Linked DNA regions of Homo sapiens: region 2 is linked to region 1. Evidence: read pairs that join two places in POLR2A ChIA-PET (ENCODE). Cell type or tissue: MCF 10A. All regions are shown on one strand. Links, peaks and the distances in the headings refer to the core of each region. The heading gives the core; the rest is flanking DNA.

Evidence for each region. Peaks named below come from ENCODE experiments on the same cell type or tissue, not always from the same donor. Only the 100,000 strongest peaks of a DNase experiment are listed, where the experiment ranks them.
Region 2: POLR2A ChIA-PET joins it to region 1 with 6 read pairs; 2 of 35 experiments call an interaction of 5 or more read pairs at or near these places.

The regions. Positions count from the first base shown.
Region 1 is chr5:112,180,850-112,186,349 of GRCh38, reverse strand. It overlaps EPB41L4A (erythrocyte membrane protein band 4.1 like 4A), which reads left to right. Exons shown (of 23, transcript NM_022140.5): 18 at 2,215-2,334. Among named protein-coding and RNA genes, the nearest start is that of SNORA13, 22 kb to the right of the region's middle. In MCF 10A, for the core only: no CTCF peak of the experiment used is centred there; a DNase peak (open chromatin) is centred at 2,809.
Region 2 is chr5:112,264,710-112,270,209 of GRCh38, reverse strand. EPB41L4A (erythrocyte membrane protein band 4.1 like 4A) reads left to right here. Exons shown (of 23, transcript NM_022140.5): 5 at 3,880-3,977; 6 at 5,194-5,314. Among named protein-coding and RNA genes, the nearest start is that of SNORA13, 110 kb to the right of the region's middle. In MCF 10A, for the core only: no CTCF peak of the experiment used is centred there; no DNase peak of the experiment used is centred there.

The sequences.
Region 1 (5,500 bases), core at 1,008-5,007:
TTCCACAATAGATGAGAATGAACATACAGTAACTGTGCTTCCTTTTCAGTGTCTGTTACTCTAGGAAAAGTATGTGTTTGCCCAAGTTAGGCCTCAGCTTTGTTAGCAGGTTTGACCTCTCAAAAATATTTAGACGCCCCGACTTCCTGACACAAACATTTCACATTGTAAAATTTCGTTCTGCCCATCAACTGGACAGTGATTTTGTTCAGAATGAAAGCTGCATCCTAAAAGACTCCAGGGTTAGGAGTTAGGAGACCTGAGTTTTGTGTCCAATCCTGGGCCCAGCAATCCAGGTGTGGGTTCCTGTAGGAAGGGAGATGCCACCTTGCCAGCGCAGCACCTTCCCCGTGATTGTCTCTTCCTAACCCTGACCCCTCAGTCCTGGGGGTGTCCAGGACTGCTCCCCTACCAGCAAGCCTTGTGGGTTTCTGACTGTCACATGAACACAGAATGGCTTTTAGGTGTAGGTTCTGGCTACAAAAATGTGTGTGTGTTTACAGCACACACGGGTACCAACATGCCATTTTCAAATGGGAGTGTTTGTTTCAAAGAATGATTAATAATTATGACCTCAAGTAGTATACCTTCTCATAGTTTTCTTCAGATATTTCTAATATTAAGGTCCATAGCAGTATATGTTCAATTTAAATTTACTCTGTACATGCAATGAGAGAAAGAATTATGCTCTTAAATCTGTGAAAAATACCTTGACAGTATCCTGTTAATCTTCAAATAATAGCCTATTAAAAATGAAAACTTTAGTGAGGAAATACATACACTTCAAAGGCTTGGAGTATGTTACAGATAGTTTTTTACTTAGCACAATTCTTCTTTAATCTAGAGAGATTTAAACAGTTTCTTCCTCACAAAGTGCTGTTCTTTTCAACTTGAATTTGCTTTACATTATGTCTAAGTTATATGTGAAATGAATATTTGTCACCCATCCACTGATTTGCACCTGTAAGCAAATCCAGATATCCAGCCCACAGTCTATACTAAGTGCAATAACAGAGGAACCAAAAGACATCTGTTCAGAGAAGGAAATGCCTCCAAGCCTGCCTGTTCTTTTTACTTTTGTCTCGAAGCAGTTATGCTCATGCAGTTGCAGTACTGGGGTGAGTGCCTGGCAATTCCATGCCGCTCTGTATACCCTGGGAGATGAACACTCTGGAGCAGTTTTCTGAAGAGCTTACATAAATTAGAAGTTAAATATTCAAATAACAGGGGTTCCGTTTTGCCAAAAAAAAAAAAAAAGGCTTCACAGCATCATTGTGGTGCATTCAAGACAGTATTTCACATAAATTAAGTACTTCTTCTCTCCTGCCAATAGTGCACCTCATTATTTGAAAGACTTGATACCTCGGAAGTCCAAAATTTCTGCAGGTTGAGTGTGGTCCATGGGTTTTGTTAAGTCTATATCATGCTTTAGAATTGGTTGCAAGACTTAAAAATTAGAAGAGTTCACTTTAAGAATCCAGATTTGGGGATTATCTTTTTTTAAAAAAATGAGAGGATTTGGTAACACTGTCTTGTGATCTTACATGTCAAGTGCCTGTGCTTCCAAGTCTTTCCCACCTTTCTCTTTTCCTCATTTTCATTCCTTCCCTGCCCACATCCAGCATCCAACTGTCATTCCGTCTTAAACATGTGAGCAGCCATGATGGGAATGGTGTGTCTTATTCAGCTAATGCATTATGCCACCATATTTAACTTTTTGTACTTCTAGATTTCTCTCTCAAAAAATGGGAATTATATTTGGCACCTATTTTTAATGAAAACTTTGACAATTAGCTTGACTTTTTAAGAGTATTTCAAAGTAAAACTATTTATTACTATTTTGACTAGCACATTTAAAATAATGATTTTGTAGCATTGGTTAAGATTGGCTCTATAGCAGACACCAGAGTTTCTTTAGTCGAAACTTAGAAATGTTTAAAATAAGTTTTTGATACATGTCTTTTTCCTAGAAAATTAAAATCAGAAGTCTGCAAATAATGTGTTTACATATATCATGAGTATTATTTACTTCTGAGGGTTTATATATGCTTACCTACATATGGATATATTAATTCAGTTAATATGCATCTTTAGCTATAAATGATCATAATAAAATTTCTGCTGCTTAAATAACATTTAAAAGCAAGTTTAGGATGAACCTAAAACGCGCCATCCATGTAGATGTTAACTTCAGATGCATGGCTTTCCTTTCAGAATACGGCAGGAGAATGATATGGTTGATTCAGCGCCTCAGTGGGAAGCTGTATTAAGGAGACAAAAGGAAAAAAACCAAGCCGACCCCAACAACAGGCGATCCAGACACAGATCTCGTTCGTATGTGGACTCTTTTTATACCTTGATTCAAAAACACTGAATTTGAAGTAGCATGTGGATATTCAGGTCTTCTAAAGTGTTTTAGTTCAACTAGGATTATTTCATTGTTTATTTGTCATATTTACCTTCTAATATTTGTGACATTTATTAACCATGTTTGAAGCCATAGAAGTTGAAGCACAGTCAAAACAAAATGTCATGAAAACAAGGCCCTCAAAGCCATATTTTTGTTTTGTGTTGTTTTTAACCAAAGTATACATTCACCTGAATAAATAGGAATAGTCTTCTTTGTTGTAGAGCCAGGCTGTTGGTGAAATACCTGCTGCTTCTCAGTTTGAGTCTGCACAATTCTCTGAAGTCTTGTTCCAGACTGAACCAGATGTGAATATCTTCCCATCAAAATACAATTTGTGAACAGTAGTCAGTGAGTGATTCATTACACCTCAGTGTTGGAATTTGCGTGCTCCTCCTGTTGCTAGGCAACGCCATGTGTGAGCACAATTACACCGTAATGGTGTGATTGCCAGTCCCCCAAATTAATTGTCTTTGAGCTGGTAAAGTTTCTGTGCGTGTGTGTTTTAAATCTGTGCATTATCAAGATTTAGACGCCTCACTCCCACTCCACTTGCCAAACCATGGCTCACCTTTTTAAAGTGAGCCAAGACTAAGTACAGATCCTTTTGTGATCGTGGGTAGTTAGATGTCTGATGTTGATTACTCACAGGAGGAGGGATTAAGTCCAGTCGTGTATGATAAGGAAATGAAAGGATGTTGGGTAGTGGAGGTAGAGACTGGGTAGGTAGGTAGGGAGCTCTGAGGGAGCCAGGCAGGAGGGTGACAAGAGGACAGCTGTGAGTGCCACATCAGGTTAAAAGAGATTAGGAAAGAACTCTGGAGTGTACCGGGGGGTTCACACCAGGACTCTTTTTACTGTGGGACACTAAGGGACACTTCTCAGTCTTAGATGTTTACCTTTCAATTAGAAATTAACCCCGTGTATATGTGTGTATTTTATCAGTAATGCATCATTATGAGTGATGACTTTCTTTTGTAATAGAAAACCTGCAAATAGTCACTACACCATGTACACCCTTACAGATGTATTAATTACTCTGTAATTTTTTTTTAGCAACCTAATTAAACTGGTAGTCAATTTAAAGCTGAAGTTAATGAAGATTTCCTTTGTTGTGAGATAGCACCTTCCCCCAACTCCATTAAAAAAAAAAGGAAGTTTAGATAAGAAAGAATCAGACCTCACTGAAGGACTTTACCCAAAAGGTGCAGAACCCAAGATTAGATACAGCGTAGTCACGGGTAAATCTTTTGCCACCATATTTTTACCTTTCCATGTGGAATAGTTTTCTATGAAGGACTTGTTATACACAAGGTTTGGCAACTTGATATTAAATCTTAAAACAGCATTCAGTTTTTCTAACTATTTCTAAAGCATTCTGAGTTCAATTAAATGCCAGTAGTACATTTAATTTATTTAAAAAGGGGAAAGTAAAATAAAATTAGAAAAAGTCCTATATATAAGTTTTGAAGAAGTCAAAAAACATTCCTGGAGGCAATAGTAAATAAATGGAACCATTCATTTGTAAATAAAAATTGGGAAATAGAATAATTTAAAATTGTTATTACTATAATTCAGTTATATTATGGAGTAATTATTTGTAGTGGGCCTGGGAATTTAATAATTTTTTAGTCAAGTGGTCGGAGGTTCATTTAACAGCCTTTAAAATTGAGGCAATTTGAGGTGAAATTTACATACAGCCAGATCCTCTCATCTTATATGTACAGTTTAATGAATTTTGACAAATGTATCCATAACCTATCCATCCTGCCAGTCAGGATATAGAATATTTCCATTAACCGGAAAGTTCCTTCATGCTCCTTCTAGTCAGTGCCCACCCCCACAACCAACCACTGTTCTGATTTCTTTTTCTTTTTTTTTTTTCTCTGTCACCCAGGCTGGAGTACAGTGGCCCAATCCTGGCTCACTGCAACCTCTGCCTCCCGGGTTCAAGCCATTCTCCTGCCTCAGCCTCCTGAGTAGCTGGGATTACAGGCACCTGCCATAACACCCAACTAATTTTTCTATTTTCAGTAGAGATGGGGTTTCACCATGTTGGCCAGGCTGGTCTCAAACTCCTGACCTCCAGTGATCCACCGGGCTCAGCCTCCCAAAGTGCTGAGATTACAGGTGTGCACCACTGCGCCTGGTCCACTGTTCTGATATCTATGATGAGTTTTTCTCTCTTGTCGAACTTCATATAAATGTAATAACACAATATATACTCCTTTAAAATACTACTACTTTCACTCAACATGTTTTTGAGCTTCATCCATGGTATCAGTGGTCATTTAAATTTTTGTATATACTGCAATATTTTTATTCATTCTCTTCTTGATGGACAGCTGAATTGTTTCCAGTTTTTGCCATTGCGTTATAGACATTCTCTACAAGTATGTGTGTGGAATTTGTTTTCTTTCGCTTGGGCAAATACCTAGGAGTAGAATTGCTGGATTAGAGGGAATTTGTGTGTTTATTTATTTTTTTTTTTTGAGACAGAGTCTCGCTCTGTCGCCCAGGCTGGAGTGCAGTGGCCAGTCTCGGCTCACTGCAAGCTCCGCCTCCCGGGTTCCACGCCATTCTCCTGTCTCAGCCTCCCGAGTAGCTGGGACAAGAGGCGCCCGCCACCACGCCCGGCTAATTTTTTATATATTTAGTAGAGACGGGGTTTCACCGTGTTAGCCAGGATGGTCTCGATCTCCTGACCTCGTGATCCGCCCGCCTCGGCCTCCCAAAGTGCTGGGGTTACAGGCATGAGCCACCACGCCCGGCCACATGTTTAATTTTATAAGGAATTACCAAAATGATTTCCAGAAAGGTTGGGTCATTTTATACTCCACTAACAAGATACGAGAGGGTCTTGTTCTGCCCCAGTTCTTGTTAGTATTTGAGTTTGTTGCTGCGTTAATTTTCGCCATTCTACTAGGCATGAAGTAGAGATTCCATTGTAGTTTTAGTGAGCATTTCTTTCATGGCTAATGATGATAACCACATTTTTGTGTGCTTACTGGTTATTCATATATCTTCATTTTTAAAGTGTTCAAATTTTTTGTCCAGTTTAATTGGATTGTTTGTCCTTTTTCTTATTCATTT
Region 2 (5,500 bases), core at 825-4,824, 84 kb before region 1:
CAGGATTCTTTGGTGTAAGCATTCATGACTGTTCTTGGCCAGGAATCTTACAGGAGCCTTCTGTTTTGAGCTTCTGTCTCTCTGCCCCTTCTTTAAGAAAGTCCTGGTCTGTTCTTCTTGCCTCTAATTGCTAAATTGTTAATGGTCCTCAACAACTTGTACATCCTTGGTGTCAATTTAGCTCGTTTCAACATACATTAGATAAATAGAAAACTGTGAGGCCAATATTTCAGGCCCGTCTCTCGTGTTGTGCTGGTGGTGGTGGCAGTGTGTTAAGTACAGATAGAGTGGAAGACAGAATGCTCCTCCCCACCTATAACTCAAAATCTCAGGGGCAGTGCATATACATCGGTTTGTTAGTTTACATAAGGAGGTAACCAGAAACTGCTTCATGAAGCCTCTGCTGTGTACCACAATGTATTCTGGAAACTTCCTTGTTAAGTAGATATTTTTAGTTAGCATTTTTCCCCAGTATGGTACAATGTAACTAGAGTCACAGTATAATTTATTGTCCAAACTCCTGACACTTTAGAGAATGATGAAGTGAGTTATTAATAATTATATATTCATAATAGGCATAAATTAGTACTCTCCTAGGCAGACTGGCACATAGGTTCATCCTAATTAAAACCAGAGATAAATGAGGACTCAAGCATTCCATCATAGCTTTAATCAGAGTGACACAGAAGGAAAGACTCAGCAACTCTAACTTGTTCTAATTTAAATAAAATACTAAATTTACTATAAACCCCATAAAATATACAAAATAAGCAATATATAGTTACTTTAAAATAGGCCCTGAGACGCTATAAAATGTTTAACATATGAAAATATGATTTTACTTTATCACAAATTTGCCTTATGACTCTACTAAGATGCTTGCTATAATAAAAATCAAGTTTTAAATTAAAAATTGTTTGCCTTCAGTTTTTGATTTTTTTTTTAATGCAGTGAGTTAAAGATCTGTGATATCTTTAAAAGGCAGGCTATCCAGGGAAGTTTGAGTAGATATTTTTTTTTCTTTATGAATTTCTCAGAGACAGCAAATGATGTTACCAGTTTTTAGAATTTTGTCTGTTTATCCATGTATCCAACTTGCAAATCAAGAAGTATTTATTAAGCAGCTACTATGTGCTGAGCCCTAGATACTGGGAATGCAGTTACTAATGTGATGTGGCTCCTGTTTCTTTGTATGTGTTTGTCTGTATTTCAGCTCTTTGTTTTCTAATACATATTTTTAATCTCTCTGTTCCTCTGTTCCTCTTTCCTTTTGTCTTTGAATCAGATGTCTGTCATTTCTGTATTTGGCAAAAGATTTGATTGTCTAGTCAGATGTTAAAGTCTTTTTTTTTTTTTTTTTTTTTTTTGAGAGAAGGTCTTATTCTGTTGCCCAGGCTGGAGTGCAGTGGTGCAGTTATGGTTCACTGCAACCTCAACCTTCTGGGCTCAGACGATCCTCCTGCCTCAGCCTCCCAAGTAGCGGTGACTACATGCATGTACCTGGCTGGCTAATTTGTTTTTTGTAGAGATGGGGTTATCACTATGTTGTCCATGCTTGTCTCAAACTCTTGGCCTCAAGCAATCCTCTTTCCACAGCCTCCCAAAATACTGGGGTTACAGGTGTGAACCACTGTGCACAAAGTCTTAATAGAGGAAGAGAAATTTGCATCTCTGACCCATTTCTTAAAAAAATACACTTCAGGAAAAGAAATTTGAAGATGCCAATAGAGAAGGAGGAGGGTGTAGTAAAATGCAAGTTTCCAGCAGCAAGCAGTGATAATTCTCACAGTTGTCTCTTTTGTTTATAAGGTTTTTTTTTTGTTTGTTTTTTTGAGACAGGGTCTTGCTCTGTCACCCAGGCTGGGGTGCAGTGGCGCAATCTCAGCTCATGGCAACCTCTGCCTCCTGGGTTCAAGTGATTCTGCTGCCTCACCTTCCCAAGTAGCTGGGACTACCGGCATGCGCCACCACTCCTAACTTTTGTATTTTTAATAGAGAAAGAGTTTCACTGTGTTGGCCTGGCTGGTGTTGAACTCCTGATCTCAGGTGATCCACCTGCCTCAGCCTCCCACAGTGCTGGGATTACAGGCATGAGCCACCATGCCCACTCTTGTTTATAAGGTTTTGTATTTTAAGTTCTCCTAATTTTACTTGACTCTGCTTTTCTCCTTTCCAAGAGGAGCACAGATGATCATTATCAAGTGGATTTAATGCTCAGGTGAACATTCAGGGAATTGAAAATAGTTAAATAGGGTTGGAAAAAGGTGTGTAAATTATGGAACAGGGTGGTCACTGATCAGCAGCAAGAAGTGACCCAAGAAGTAAGCAGAAGTAAGAAGAAGTCAGTTTTACAAGCTATCTTAAGGAGCTTGAACTTTATCCTAAAGGCAAAGGGAAGTCTTTTGAGGGTTGTTGTTGTTTTTTTTTTAACTGAAAGAGTGACATGATCCTGTTTACATCTTAAGAATCCTGCTTACCTCTTGGGAGGATTGGAAGGAAAGTAAGTATGAGTGATGGCAGAACAGTTAGGAGGAGGTTTTAGAAGTTTAGGAGAGAGTGACCTGGTGTAGGGGATGGAGAGAAGTATAGATTTCAGAAACAGCATATTTGGTGATTGAATGTGGGTGCCAGGGATGATTACACGTTGTTCCCAGGTTTATTTTACGTGGACATCTGAAGGCGGGGGTGCCATTTACTGAAATGGGCAGTGGGGAAACATGGGACATTGAGCAAATTTTCTCTGAAACATATGGTTGCAATAAAAGTTGATGCCAATCTTCCTGAAATAATCAATGTGGTGTCTGATATCTAACACATGTAACATTTCCTCACTAAGTGCTTTGGTTGTGTGCATTTGGAGAAGAGATATTTAATATAGCTGATTATTATAGTTCATTTCCTTTGTTTTTTTTCTTCCCTTCCCAGTGACATCGAGTCACCTTACAAAACAGAAGTCACAAAAGGACAGGCTGAAGTGTGTGAGAGTGTGTGTGCATATGTGTAAGTGCTAGCATCTGAGGATGATGTGGATGGTTAATTATGTTGGTTCATAAACCTCTGGCCCCTCTCAGTCCACTAGCAGAATAGCTGAATAAGAAAAAAAATAAAACTAATCAAAGTTACATGACATCCTGATTGATAGAGTTCCAGGGTCAGATTGCTTGGGTTCTAGCTCTAACTCTGCTGCTTAATTTGTTGTGAGGTCCTGGACAAGTTATTTCACCCCTGAGTCTATCAGTTTTCTCATCTGCACAATGGAGAATATAATATACTGTCTTCATTTTTAAAGTCTTAACCTAAGTTGTTATACATAAATTACTTAGAATGAGTTACCGTGTAGTGTTTAGAACAGTGCATGACATTACTATTATAACAGGTTTTCTTTTGGCAACATGGAATGAGCAGATAATAGGCAGAGTGTTATGTAATATAGGTTGGGTCTTTGTGATTTCTTCCTCCCAGTAAGAGCATGTTGTGGTGGCAGTGGCAGTAATGATAGCTTAAAAGAGCTTGGAGTTATCCTTTGCATTCACCCTGTGAGGTGGATGCTGTCAACTGTTCCAGTTTTGCAGGTGGGGAGGCTGGCTGTTGTAGAGGTTAAGCAGCAGCCTAAGGCTACAGAGGTACTGAATGCTGGGGCTGGGAAGTAAGCCAAGCAGTTGAACTTGAAAGCCGCACTTTTTAGCGACAACCGTGTATTGCCTCTGTAAGGTATGTTTAAGTAGTTCCTGTTCACTCAACAGCCCCCTCACACAAGAATGGGGGGTGACTTTATTTTAATTGAAGGTGATTGGTTGTTAACCTTGATTATCAGGGTCCGAAACCTCAGGTTTGAGTAGTGTAAGAGATCGTTAATCTCTCTTTTTGTTTCTCTTTTAGATATCAGTTTTTCTTGCAGGTGAAGCAAGATGTCCTTCAGGGCCGTCTGCCCTGTCCCGTCAACACTGCTGCTCAGCTGGGAGCGTATGCCATCCAGTGTAGGTGCCACTTAAGCATATTTGCCTCAGAAATGTCTGGAGAAAGTATTTGCATTTTTAAAAGGGAGTTTACATACTAAAACTCTTCTTATCCATGAGATTTTGCAAAAAAAAGAAATTGAATTTATTTGGAATTCAAGTTTTGTTCAGTGTTCCTTCGGAACAGGTAAAAGTGGAGCCTAGTACAAATCCCTTATGGTAGGTCGTATGGAGGTTTAGTCACTGGAATAGCATTGATTCTTGATTAAGTGGAGGGTCTAACAATCTGTTCTATCTACATCTCATCTGAGTTTATTGATTTTCCTCCCCACACCCTCTCCCAAGCTTCTATGTGTCAGAGATCCCATTGCTCCTGCATTGCTGTTGTGAAGAGTCTGCATGGCCAGGTGCTATTGCTAGGTTCCGCATGTGGCATGGGTGTTGAGCTCAGTGCTCTTCAGCTCTTCATGTTAATACGGTGGCTGTGTGGGGTGGCTCCAGGATGCATTGTCATTTTGGAGACTGAGGCTGAGACTACTTCCAGTGACGATTAGACACCTTCTAAGAATCAAGCTAGATGTGGGGAGAATAAGATAGCATGGTCCTTGCCCTTGTGGCACTTGCAGACTAAAAATAATCTAGAAGAAATATGCTAGGAAAAATGTCATAGATGAAGTGGGTTGGGGCTTGCAAGGTAGATTAACATAGGAAGAAGCATTTGTATAGGAGTAATATAGTGGGCTTTCTTGTATCATTTTGCTTCTTTGTGTAAATTGTAATGGGATATGTGCAGCATTGTATTGCATTTCCATGATCATTATTTCAGGCAAAGGTGTATTGAATCACATGCACTGTTTCTTGGTGTCATTATCTGAGAGGATATATTGAGGTCATGGTTGTTTTTCACTTCCAGCATTTCTAATGTTTGTACTTGAAATGCTGTTTACAACATTTTACTTCACATACGTTGTTAAGAGTAATTGAAGTAAAAACGATGATATAATTATAGTATTTGGGAATGCAAAAATAAAGAACTTCTGTTTTTAAGTCCAGAATTTGTTGCTACCATCCGTATATGCTCATCAGATTTGTTTTAGTAAAATTATTTAGTTGTCTTATATGTGAATTTTAGTAAGACATTTGAAAAAATGTTTAAGCATGTTAGGAATATTTTATTTCTATGTTTTAAGGACTATTTTCCTAAAATGGAAAAAACTATGTTATCTTTCTTTTTTAGCGGAGCTTGGAGATTATGACCCATATAAACATACTGCAGGATATGTATCTGAGTACCGGTTTGTTCCTGATCAGAAGGAAGAACTTGAAGAAGCCATAGAAAGGATTCATAAAACTCTAATGTAAGAATCATTACACCATGTCTTATTGCATCATCCATCAGTCATCATCTTCTGATATTCACAAGAAAAGTTTCTAGAATGATAAATTCTTCACCTGTGCATTTAATATTCTAATACTCCTCTTTGTATAGTTTAACTGATTTTAACTCTAAAATGCTCATCGAAAACTTCAGTAATTTAAAAAGT